Linked DNA regions of Homo sapiens: regions 1, 2 and 4 are each linked to region 3. Evidence: chromatin contacts called from ENCODE Hi-C or POLR2A ChIA-PET data. All regions are on one chromosome and are shown on one strand. The core of a region is the stretch at or near the end of the contact, and the rest is flanking DNA. Distances in the headings are between cores, read along the strand shown.

Evidence for each region. Hi-C counts contacts between places; a loop is a spot of excess contacts on that map. ChIA-PET counts read pairs that join two places held with the same protein, here RNA polymerase II (POLR2A). Pooled maps may share reads with other maps.
Region 1: a pooled map shows a loop between it and region 3 (7-fold over the local background). The contact joins the promoter of MYH9-DT here to the promoter of GGA1 in region 3. A Hi-C loop is called at or near these places in 7 of 50 pooled maps.
Region 2: a map with no recorded cell type shows a loop between it and region 3 (26-fold over the local background). The contact joins the promoter of TOMM22-DT here to the promoter of GGA1 in region 3. A Hi-C loop is called at or near these places in 2 of 37 single-sample maps with no recorded cell type and 7 of 50 pooled maps. POLR2A ChIA-PET finds 5 or more read pairs at or near these places in 1 of 52 experiments (GM10248).
Region 4: a map with no recorded cell type shows a loop between it and region 3 (17-fold over the local background). The contact joins the promoter of FAM227A here to the promoter of GGA1 in region 3. A Hi-C loop is called at or near these places in 1 of 37 single-sample maps with no recorded cell type and 4 of 50 pooled maps. POLR2A ChIA-PET finds 5 or more read pairs at or near these places in 1 of 52 experiments (activated CD4-positive, alpha-beta T cell).

Annotation. Positions count from the first base shown.
Region 1 is chr22:36,387,093-36,390,145 of GRCh38, reverse strand. It overlaps MYH9-DT (MYH9 divergent transcript), which reads right to left and starts at 1,552. Exons shown (of 3, transcript NR_183573.1): 1 at 1,411-1,552. It overlaps MYH9 (myosin heavy chain 9), which reads left to right and starts at 2,179. Exons shown (of 41, transcript NM_002473.6): 1 at 2,179-2,339. RefSeq lists an enhancer at 1,868-2,162 and silencers at 1,956-2,535, 2,566-2,645, 2,926-3,053.
Region 2 is chr22:38,680,299-38,683,346 of GRCh38, reverse strand. TOMM22-DT (TOMM22 divergent transcript) reads left to right here and starts at 1,491. Exons shown (of 2, transcript XR_007068097.1): 1 at 1,491-1,621. TOMM22 (translocase of outer mitochondrial membrane 22) reads right to left here and starts at 1,390. Exons shown (of 4, transcript NM_020243.5): 1 at 1,252-1,390; 2 at 906-1,024; 3 at 351-468. The coding sequence starts at 1,368. RefSeq lists silencers at 1,047-1,096, 1,487-1,556 and enhancers at 1,287-1,356, 403-1,602.
Region 3 is chr22:37,607,584-37,610,322 of GRCh38, reverse strand. It overlaps GGA1 (golgi associated, gamma adaptin ear containing, ARF binding protein 1), which reads right to left and starts at 1,489. Exons shown (of 17, transcript NM_013365.5): 1 at 1,420-1,489. The coding sequence starts at 1,462. RefSeq lists enhancers at 660-769, 484-1,105, 1,710-1,879, 2,030-2,109 and a silencer at 1,100-1,549.
Region 4 is chr22:38,655,111-38,657,829 of GRCh38, reverse strand. It overlaps FAM227A (family with sequence similarity 227 member A), which reads left to right and starts at 1,438. Exons shown (of 17, transcript NM_001013647.2): 1 at 1,438-1,710. CBY1 (chibby 1, beta catenin antagonist) reads right to left here and starts at 1,192. Exons shown (of 5, transcript NM_015373.4): 1 at 1,080-1,192.

The DNA.
Region 1 (3,053 bases), core at 303-2,802, 1.2 Mb after region 3:
TTTTTTTTTTTTTTTTTTTTTTTTTTTTGAGACGGAGTCTCGCTCTGTCGCCCAGGCTGGAGTGCAGTGGCGGGATCTCGGCTCACTGTAAGCTCCGCCTCTCGGGTTCACGCCATTCTCCTGCCTCAGCCTCCCAAGTAGCTGGGACTACAGGCGCCCGCCACTACGCCCGGCTATTTTTTGTAGTTTTAGTAGAGACGGGGTTTCACCGTTTTAGCCGGGATGGTCTCGATCTCCTGACCTCGTGATCCGCCCGCCTCGGCCTCCCAAAGTGCTGGGATTACAGGCGTGAGCCACCGCGCCCGGCTGCAAAGAACTTTAAAGTTCATATCTGTGTACTTTTCTAATGTCTTTTAAGATGAATTCTCAGATAGAATTGATCAATTTACTTTCTCATCTGTATCTATAAACCTGACCAATATTGAGCATTTTTTTTTTAATTAGGTGAAAATGGCATTTTATGTTGTTTTGTTTGCATTTCTTATGGCTTTTTAAAAATAATTATTGGCCATTTATAATTCTTCTTTAAAATCACCTGTTCCTGTTTTTGGCCATTTTTATTTTGGAGTCTTTGAGGTTTTTCTTTTTCTTTTTCTTTGTTTTTTTTTTTTTTGAGGCGGAGTTATGCTCTTGTTGCCCAGGCTAGAGTGCAGTGGTACGATCTCTGCTCACTGCAACCTCCGCCTCCCGGGTTCAAGCGATTCTCCTGCCTCAGCCTCCTGAGTAACTGGGATTACAAGCATGGGCCACCATGCCCGGCTAATTATTTTGTATTTTTAGTAGAGACGGGGTTTCTCCACGTTGGTCAGGCTGCCCTTGAACTCCCAACCTCAGGTGATCCGCCCGCCTCGGCCTCCCAAAATGTTGGGATTACAGGCATGAGCCACGCGCCCGGCCGAGGTTTTTCTTATCAACTGGGAAGAGATCTTTATATATTGCTGATAGTAATTTGTCACAGAGTTGCAAAATCTTTTTTTCCCAGCTTTCTTTTGCCTTTAGAACATAGCTTTTTTCTGAAGTTAATTTGGAAGAATAGTCATGATAGCAAGCACATTCCAGTAAGAAAGAGTAATGATGAGAAATTTGCCCTCATAGATATAGAATGTATTATAAAGGTATCTTCATTAAAGCATGGTGGGATTGGCACAGGTGCACACAGAGAGATCAATGTATACAAGTCAGAAACAGCTTCAAGTATAATAGTTCTATAGGCGATGAAGGTGCCAACTAAAATCAGTGGAGAAAACAGTGTTTGGACAAGTGGCTATTACAAAAATTATCTTAGGTTTCTTCCTTACCCCAAAAATAAATTCCAAATGGATCAAAAGATTTTTCATTTAAAAATGAAAACATTTTTTATCCTCTTGTAGTGGACAGTAACAAAAAAAAAGTGCAATTTGTAACAAGTACCTGAAAGGATGTATGCGAGTTAATGACATGGAGGTGAAGAGAGGCTCGGAAGGGTATTCCAGGTGGAGAGAACGGCCAGAGCGAAGGTTTGGAGGCTGAAAGGCAGCAACGTGCGGATCCTAAAGAGGCAGGGTCAGGAATCGAACTCAAGACGCTCACAATGGAATCCAGGGCTGAGTCCATGCCCGCCCCCACAGGGATCATAATTATGTAAAATAGCATTTTTCCCATATATGGTACTTAATATCTGTCCTTGTGGTGGGATGACATGAGACTGAGAGCACAGCTCGCGGGGCGGGGTGTCAGAGTTCCAGACCTTCCCAGTCGGCTCCCGCAGGGCCTCGCCCCGGCCCAGGCAAGGCACCAAAACCCCGGCCCGGAGCTCTCCGCGCCCCGAGTCGCCGCCTCCTGATTGGATTCCCCCTGTGTCAATCCTTGTCCTAGAACCTGGCTGTCCGTTGGACCCGCCCTAGAGGGCGGGGCTCCCGCCTAGGAAGCGCGGGGGAAGGTGGAGCGGGTGGAGGTGGGGCGGAAAGAGGATGTTGAATCCCCACCCATCTGGCCGCAGAGGCTCCGCCCACCCCCTTTCCACAGGCCAATACGTCTGCCCATCAAGGCCAGGCGCGGCCTGCAGTGGGTGTAGCAGGAAGGGGGCGGGATTGTGCCCCAGGCTCCGCCCCGGAGCCGGCTCCCGGCTGGGAATGGTCCCGCGGCTCCGAGGGCGGGGCGGGAAGGCGGCGAGGAGCCGAGCTGGGTGCGGTGAGGCGCGCAGATCACCGCGGTTCCTGGGCAGGGCACGGAAGGCTAAGCAAGGCTGACCTGCTGCAGCTCCCGCCTCGTGCGCTCGCCCCACCCGGCCGCCGCCCGAGCGCTCGAGAAAGTCCTCTCGGGAGAAGCAGCGCCTGTTCCCGGGGCAGATCCAGGTTCAGGTGAGCGAGCCCCACCGCGGTCCCGCCCCGGGCAGGCGGCGGCGGGCGGGCGGGGGCGAGACGCGCTGCCGCCAGGCCGACTGGTGGTTCTTGGGCTCAGTGCGGCCCGCCACCCGCGCGGGCGGGGGCGAACGCCGGCGGCTCAGGGCCCGGCACCGCATCCTTCCCAGGGGGACCGGGACCCCCACGCGGGCGCTCGGGGAGGGCGCCGGCAGCAGCGAGGCCTAGGGGTGCAGGGGCGGCCTCGGGACCCGGCGCTCCCCGGCGCCCCCCGTGTCCCCCGGCGCGGTCTCAGGACTGGGCACTGGAGCCGACCTCCCCCAGCCGCTGGGGCACGCGCCCCGCCCTCGCCTCGCCCAGGCCCGACTCGGGCAAACTTTTTAACCCCTTCCGGGAGCCGCGGCCCCTGGGACGCAGCCTCACGGGTTGGGAGCCCGGGGCAGCCGCTCCCGTGGAAGTTTCTGGCGTCTGAGGCACGGAGGTAACGGGCAGCGGGCACCGTTTGGCAGCTGTCAGGGCGTCCTCCTGAGTCAGAGTCGGACCGTCCCGCTGCAGACCTTGCACCCGGCCCGGTTTCCGCCTCCGCGGCCGACTTCCTCATTCGCCCGCTGCCGTCGGACTGGTCGGGGAGGGCCCGGGGGAGGTGCGGCGGCTGCCCGGACAAGGGGGACCCGGCGGGGACCCGGGCGCGAGACAGGAAGGGCCACCCCCAGT
Region 2 (3,048 bases), core at 242-2,741, 1.1 Mb before region 3:
AGCTCCTTATGAAAATCTAATGCCTGATGATCTGTCACTGTCTCCCATCACCCCCAGACAGGACTGTCTAGTTGCAGGAAAACAAGCTCAGGGCTCCCACTCATTCTACGTTATAGAATTATTTCATTATATATTACAATGTAATAATAGAAATTCAGTGCACAATAAATGTAATGCACTTGAATCATCCAGAACCCCCCCCCCGACCCCCGGCCACCCCCAACCCACCATCCATGTAAAAACTGTGTTCCATGAAACCAGTCCCTGGTGCCAAAAAGGTTGGGGACCAATGTGTTAGTGAAATAACTTGCGTCTCCACCACTGGCAAAAAGCCCAAGGTCTGGGCTCACCTGCCGCTGCTGCAGTTGCTGCTGTTGCTCCATTTGCAACTTCTCCGTCTCAAAGACAACGGGAAGAACCAGGATCATAAAGGAAGTGGTCCCAATCCACAAGGCTGCCCTGGAAAACCTGCAGAGGAAAATCCCCAGAGGGTGAGCATGAAGACATGCAAACAAAACAGGCAAGAACTACCCAGTAACCAAACCTCTCACATTACATACTCCAATGTTTTTGATAAACGTATTCTACCCGCTCCTTACACCATACTCCTACCAGAGACAGGAGGAGCAGCTATGGTAGCTGTATCATCTAGTGATGGCGGTTTAACATTCTCCTGAGTTCTTACAAAGCTCCTTATTCATTAATTATCTCCAACAATCTGAAATAACCCCCACAACTCCCCTGCCAGGTAAGAATCCCCATTTTACAGAAGAGGAAACTAAGAAAGGATAGGGTACAAGCCCAAGGTCACCCAACACGGGTCTGCTGCTTCCAAACCCCGTGTTCTTTCACAGCACCACGACCATCCCATGCACGTACCCAGTGCCTTTGCCCTCGTTCCTTACCTGTACATTTTCTGAGCCACAAAGAGGGAAAGATCAAAAGTGGCTCCGGCCGCGGACCGGACCCTCTCCGGAAACATCTCCGTCAGGCCCCATAGTCTCTCCGACAGGGTCTCATCTAGCTGTGGTGGAGTAGACGCGGGTCTTAGCCGAAAAAGCGACATCCATTCCTGGCCCCGCTGCGGCACTGGGAGCCGCCGAGCCCCACTGGAGCTAGGGCACCCAGGGCCCAGCAGGGCCCCTAACCCCGCCTCCCAAAGCAGCCGCTTCGCTCCGATCCCGTACCACGCGGATCCCACACCCACGAGCGGGCCCGCTTCCCGCTCTGCACCCCGCGAGGCCCTAGTACCTCCTCATCGTCGTCCTCCTCCAGCTCCTCCTCAGGCTTCTCCGCGTCGCCTTTCGGGAGCAATTCGTCCGGGGACTGGGGTTCCCCTGCACCGGCAGCAGCGACGGCGGCAGCCATGACTGTAGGGGACACCGGAAGCGGAAAGGAGGTGAGCGCAGCCGAACGGCGGACAGAGCTGCTTTTCCGGGAGCCGAGGCGCGAGCCGGGCGAGAGCGGCGCCCTCTAGCCCCGGGTCCTCCAGTGCCCGCAGCGGGTCCGGCAGCCCTGGCCTTATCCGGGCGTCGGGGCTTCGGCGGGCATTAGCAGCAGCTGAGAGGCCTGTGAGAGGTTCTGGGGCGCCACCGCAGTCATTCTGTTCAGCGGGTATAGGGTGAGCTCAGAAACTTGCTTGTTTTTCTTTTTTTCAAATGCGTTGTTTTAATTCCAGGTAATAGAGTTCAGGGGAGAACAAAGATCAAAGGGCTGACTCTGGCAAGATTCTGGGGGCTTGTTTTACTTTAAGTTCACAGCTAAGGTAGGAGTGGCTGAGTGAAAACAACTCAAGAGATGATGAGCCACTGTATTTTTTTTTTTAACAAAAGTTTATTCTTAAATTTACAACAGGCTCCAAGACAACACTTTATTCGAGCATAGGTGGCCAAAGATGTGGCCGGGAATAGAGATGTTTAAAGACGAATGGAGTCAGGCCCACCATCACCGCAGGCCCAAGGGACAGTGGAACAGGTCGCTTTTTGTAAGATTTTAGCTTTTTGTTGTTGTTGTTGTTGTTGGTTTTGTTTTGAGACGGAGTCTCGCTCTGTCGCCCAGACTGGATGGAGTGCAGTGGTGTGATCCCGGCTCACTGCAAGCTCCGCCTCCCAGGTTCAAGCGATTCTCCTGCCTCAGCATGCACCACCAACCACGCCCCGCTAATTTTTTGTATTTTTAGTAGAGACGGGGTTTCACCATTTGGCTAGGCTGGTTTTGAACTCCTGACCTCAAGTGATCTGCCCGCCTCGGCCTCCCAAAGTGCTGGCATTACAGGCATCAGCCACCGCACCTGGCCTATATATAGTTATATATTATATATAATATATATTTTATGTGTGTGTATATATATACGTATATATGTATATATATGTATATATGTGTATATATGTATATATGTGTATATAGGTATGTGTATATATGTATATATATACATACGTATACATATATACGTATTATGTATATATACATACACACATATACACACACACACACACACACACATACATATATATATAAAGACAGGGTTTCACTGTGTTGCCTAGGCTGGTCTTGAACTCCGAGACTCAAGCAATCCGACTGCCTCAGCCTCCCCAAGTCCTAGGATTACAGGCCTATGCCACTGCGCCCCACCTTGCCGGATTTCTTAATTCGGCCTGTGACCAGGGCCAAAGATTTATCTTCCTTGTCCATCTCCTTGGCCTGCTTCTTGGGCTGTTTTAGAGAGACACTGATCCAGTTTCGTTTTCCTGAGCCATGTTTTACTTGGTAGGAATAAATTAGTGTCTTGCAGGTCTTTTGGGAAAACATCAGGTAAATCTTCCCTATGTACCAAACAAAGGTAAGAGTTAACACCTAAATACCAGGTGCTCTGGTGCCTGTGGGTGTGGGTGGGTGCGGTGTGTCCTCCTTTAATCTTCACAGCAGCTCACTGGGGTAGGCACTGTTATCCCCATTTTAGAAATGAGGAAACTGAGGCATAGTACATAGATTTCTAGTAAGTAGGTGAGCTGGTCAGAAAGTATGCAGATATAAATTTTTGTTTGAGTT
Region 3 (2,739 bases), core at 240-2,739:
CCACAAGGGAAGAGGAAAGATCTTACAATTCTGCTAGGACACAAAGGGGGAAGGAAAGGAGAAAATCCCAGCCCCAGTGTGTCAGGGCCCAGCCAAACCCAGGTATCTCTAACTTCTGCCTGGTTTTAGACTCTCTGGACTCTCAGAAAACCCCCACTGTTTCTAAACCTGAGAATGTTTTGTATGACCCACAGCTCAAGACCTGTGTCTGAGATCAGTTAGCCAGGGGCCCACCCATCCCCCCAGCCCAGTTGCTGCTGAGACCCAGGCGGACACTTCCGGCGTTCACAACGGTCAAGGGCTGCTGAGTGCCCCTTTTCCACCCCCTGCCCCTCTGGTGGCTAGGATGACTCTGAAACATCCCTAGAGGTTTGGTTCTGGGGCCAACCTCATGGTTCAACTCTGCTCAAGCCTGGCTTAAAAGGGGCCGGCCATGACCCCAAACCACGCTAGACAGTTGCCGGTGTGCCCGGGTCCAAGAGGGTTCCCTGAGGCCCTGGCAACGACGGGGTCCCAACAGCAGTTAAAGCCTTGGGAGAGAACCCTCACTAGACCAGGGAGAAGCCAGCCACGGCTTTCAGAGGCAGAGTCCAGGAGCGGGGCTGTGAGAGCAGGGGATCATCAGGGCTGTGGGTTAAGGAGCTCAGGTGGAGGGTTTGCGGGCTAGGAAGCCTAAGCAATAGGAAGCTACGTCTGAGGAGAAACAAGAAAAAAAGGGGTGTAGAAGCCTTTGAAGGAAGTTCAGCAAGAGCTGGGAAAGGCATCTTGGAGACTGAGGGGTTAGGCTGAAGGGAGTGACAGGGAGCTTGGAATTATTAATACTTCTGGAGTCTAAGACTCTCCCAAGCCTGTAGGGTGCGGGGGTTTCTCACTATGTGGCTAGAGACTAGGAGCGGCGGGAGGAATCAAATGGGGCAGTGGGTCCTCCCTTCCAGGACGGGGTAATGAGCAAATGTGACTACTTGCGGGCTCCAGGAACGCCATGCAGGGCCAGAGAGTGGAGGATTCGGGGCCTGAAAATAGTAGGGTCCCTCCCTCCCGGGTGTGAGATGCAACCCCGGGGAACCGCTCGCGTGCTCCTTCCCCGGGCCGCTACTCCGTGAAGCAATGTGAGCCTTGGGGGTTGGAGGCTGCTCTCTCCGTCCCGGGGGTTCCCGGCGCAGCTCACTCGCCGTCCCAGGGGTCATGGCCCAGGGATCCGACAGGTGGGCGGCGCCCGCTCCCACCGCTGGACCGCGCCGGGGCCGGGGTCCTCCATCGCTCCAGGGTCTGAGGGGCCGACTGAGGACACCGCCCCTCCCGGGCCGGGGGCGGGGCGTGAGGAGGGGGCGACCCGTACCCCGCCCCCGCCGGGAAGGGGCCCGCCTCGTGCCCCCGGTTCCGGTTCCGGTCCGGCCCGCGCCCCTCCCGGACACTCACTGATTCGCGCCTCCAGAGTCTCCGGCTCCATCGCGGGCTCCATCCGCCACCGGCCCCCAGCCTCGGCACCGCCCCCCCGCCCCCCGCAGCTCTCGCGGGACCTCCTGGGCACCGCCCTCTGCCGATTAAAGGGGCAACGTCCGAACGGGCGCGCTCGGCACCATAGAGAGGCCAACGAGCTCGCCTAGAGCGTCACCTACTCGCCCAACCCCACCCCCACGCGGCGTCTACGTCGCAGCTGGGACCGGCCGCCTGCTTTTCCGTTCCCGGCGCTCAGGCGGGAGAGGAAGTGGAGATACTGCAGGCTAAGGGCAGCACCATGGAAACCCCAAGGGACGCTCTAACTCGTTCTGCGTCACGGAGATGTCTGTGACCGCCTCCGGAAGAATTCTCTGCGGGCATGTTGCTGAGGGGCTCTGAGGCCACTTCCGGAGCCCTGAGCGGGTACTTCCGCTTAGAGTCGAACGTGGGAGAGTCCCTTAAAAGGGCGATAAGCTACATCCTCATGTACCTTGGCCGCTGTGAAAATGACGAAAATAAATCAGTTTCTTGAGTGCTTACAGTATTCTGGGCATTGTCCTAAGCACTATTTGTAATTAATCCATTTAGTTCTGACTCCTTACAACAAACCCACCAGATAATTAGTCGGCCTGAGGCCGCACAAGTAGCAGAGCTTGAACCCTGTGCCGTCTCCTCCATTCATCCAGCCAACGTTTAATGAACTCTTTGTATTTGCTTTGCTCTGTGATGGGCACAGAAGGAGATAGACAAGGCCAGATATTTATTACAGTGTGATAGGGGAAGCCCACGGGGTAGTGGGAACAAAGGAGGGGGCTCCTCCCCCAAACTGGGGTGGGGTGGGTGGGGGTGTTGTCAGGGGAGGGGTCGTGTCAGGGGAGGGGTCGTGTCAGGGGAGGTTTCAAGAGAAAGTGATACTGTACTTCGCTCAAAGACAGTCGGATTTCTCCACGTAGAGCTGGTGCGAAAAGATATTCAGGGAGAAAAAGTAGGATGAAGGCCGAGGAGGGCGGATCACGAGGTCAGGAGATCGAAACCATCCTAACACGGTGAAACCCCGTCTCTACTAAAAAAAAAAAAAAAAAAAAATTATCTGGGCGCGCCTTTAGTGCCAGCTACTTAGAAGGCTGAGGCAGAAGAATCGCTTGAACCCGGGAGGTGAAGGTTGCAGTGAGCCGAGATTGCGTCACTGCACTCCAGCCTGGGCGGCATAGCGAGACTCAGTCTCAAAAAAAAAAAAAAAAAAAAAAGTAGGATGAGTCCAGGGAGTTGGAAGTATTTCAATACGGCTCCCAGATATCT
Region 4 (2,719 bases), core at 189-2,688, 1.0 Mb before region 3:
GTCAAGTCCCCACTGATGCTAACTGCACTGGGCCTGAGCACATGGGCTGGACACAACAAGTTTAGGGGCCTGGCTCTCCCCTTCAGTTGCCTGCTAGACCTTGGCCCAGCTGCTTTACTTCTCGGGCTTTAACTGGGCACCTTACTCATGACCGCACTAATTCTCATAACACTACAGCTGGGAGCTGTCATCCATGTATTACAGATGAGGAAGGGTCTGGATTAGCTACCTTTTAAGTCAGATCTAATAATCCACAAACAGCTCAGCTGAGATCCTGGGATTCTGGGGCATCCGCGTGCACTTGAGATACAAGCTGTCCCACTGGCCCATGGCAACCTTCTTTCTAGTGAAACTCCCAGGGCGAGCGTGCTCCGCACACAGGAAGTGAAGGGGGAGCACCTGGCTTCCAATGATCACTCTGCGGCTCACCCACAGTGGGACCCCAGCATTTATCCCCCTTGGACTTCGGCTTCTTTCTTTGCACTGAGGAATAATAATAGTACCTGGCTCACAAGATGTTATAGTGTTTTAGTGTTTATAGGAAGCTGTGCACTTGATCCTCACAACGACCCTGGGAAGAGGATCGAGTAAGTAGAGCCTTCCCAGTCCACAGATACTGATACTAATCACTAATCATTGTGTAAAGGTTTTCCGTTTGCAACAGGCCATAAAATATATTATCTTACTTTAATTCTAAGAAAACAAGGGCGGAATCTCTGGTTTTCATCGGATTCTCAAAGATATACGTGTCCCCCAAGGAGTTCAGAGGTAGCCATGTTACGCAGATGCACGGCCCCCAGGGCTGTCGGACTCAAGTAACAGCTGTCAACAAACGTTCACACGCACGATCTCATGCAATCATCTTCACGGCGACCTACGGGGAGGAATTACCGCCCCAATTCACAACCGCGGAGACACACAGAGGAGGGCGGCCACCGCCCGGGGTCGCCCGGCCTCCGTCCCCTTCCCCAGGCCCTCCTGAAGCCTCTCTCCAGGCGAGGCCCGGACGTCCTACTCAGCTCGGGCCCCCGAGTGAACCCAGGCAGCGCTGGCCGGCGACGCCGGACTCGGAGACGTACCTGACGCGTCCCAGAAGCCGGGGTCCAAGCGCTCCCCGAACCCCCAGCAAGGACTCTGTAGCCCAGAGTTACCTTGACCCACCCGCCTCCTGCCGCCTGCCCGCCACGCGCATGCGCTGCCCCGCCCGGCCTCTACCACCGAGGAAAGGGGTAACCGGCGCGGGGGTTCCCAGCGCCAGCCTGCGCCAATCCCCAGAAACTCCGTGAATCACCTCGGGATAGCAAACGGATTATACAAAGGCAGTGTCTTCTGGGGTCCTTTTCATGCCTCTAGGACCAGGACCTGCATTCACCCTCTCCACTGACACATTGGTCTGGGCCCCCGGCCCGGCTGTCACCATAGAAACGGCATCTCGCGGACAACGCGGCGGCTCACGAAGGTTCCATTGTTATGCTAAACGGGAAAGTGGAGACCGCGCCGGCGTTGCCTAGAGAACGCCTGGACTCAGAGTAGCAAAATGGGCCTCTCCCCAACTCCCCTCCTCATCCCCCAGCACAAGGCAAAGGGCACCCCTTGCTGTGAGTTTGGGGGCACCGGCTGTCGGGGGCCGACCCAGAACTTTGCGGGGTCCCCTGAGGGACCCGTGGCGGGACCGGCCCCGGGTTCGTCAAATTCCGCCGATGCTTTCAGGTAAGACGGACGGACAGACGCACCATGACCCACCTCTGGCAGCCTGCCCCCTCCCCGTGCCGTTATGGCGGCTTCTACAAGCAAGGGAAGCTGAGGCCCAGGGACTACTTAAAGGTTGCATTGTGAGGAAGGGACAGAGAACTACTGGAGAATCAACTCCAGATCTCCTAGAGTCCTAAAAGCGTGTGTTATTGGTTCCGTCTGATAAGTGCAGAAACTTAGGCCGTTCAAGGAGTTTACCGGCTGCCTAGTGGGTGTATCAGGGCATCCAGTGAGGGGCAGGACCCAGGGGTCTTTGACTCCAAGCGCAGTTCTCTTCCAACTACACCACCCTGCATTAAAAGAGGGGAGACTTCCATGTCCTAGAACTAAAATCTTCACAATCTGGCTTAGCATTGTGCAATAGAAACATAAAGCAGGCCACATATGTGATTTGGAATTTTCTAGTAGCCACATTTTTTAAAAAGTAAAAAAGAAAGCCAAGTGAAATTAATTTGAGTAATGTTTTAAACTCCATATGTCCAAAACATTACTATTTCAAGATATAATCAGTATTTCTAAATTTGCACTGCTTCCATTTAAAAATTTAATTTTTTTTTTTTTTAAGACAGAGTCTCACTCTGTTGCCCAGGCTGGGATTGCAGTGGCATGATCTCGGCCTCCCGGGTTCAAGCGATTCTGCTGTGTTCACCTCCCAAGTAGCTGGAATTACAGGCACCCACCACCATGCCCGGCTAATTTTTTGTATTTTTAGTAGAGATGGCGTTTCACCATGTTGGCCAGGCTGGTCTCGAACTCCTGACCTCAGGTGATCTGCTTGACTCGGCCTCCCAAAGTGCTGGTATTACAGGTGCGGGCCACTGCGCCTGGCCAAAATTTGAATTAATTAAAATTAAAATTTTACTCTTGGCTGTTCTATCTATGGAGTAGCCATTCTTTTATTGCTTTACTTTAAAAAAATTTTACTTTTTTTTTTTTTCGAGACAGAGTCTCGCTCTGTCGCCCAGGC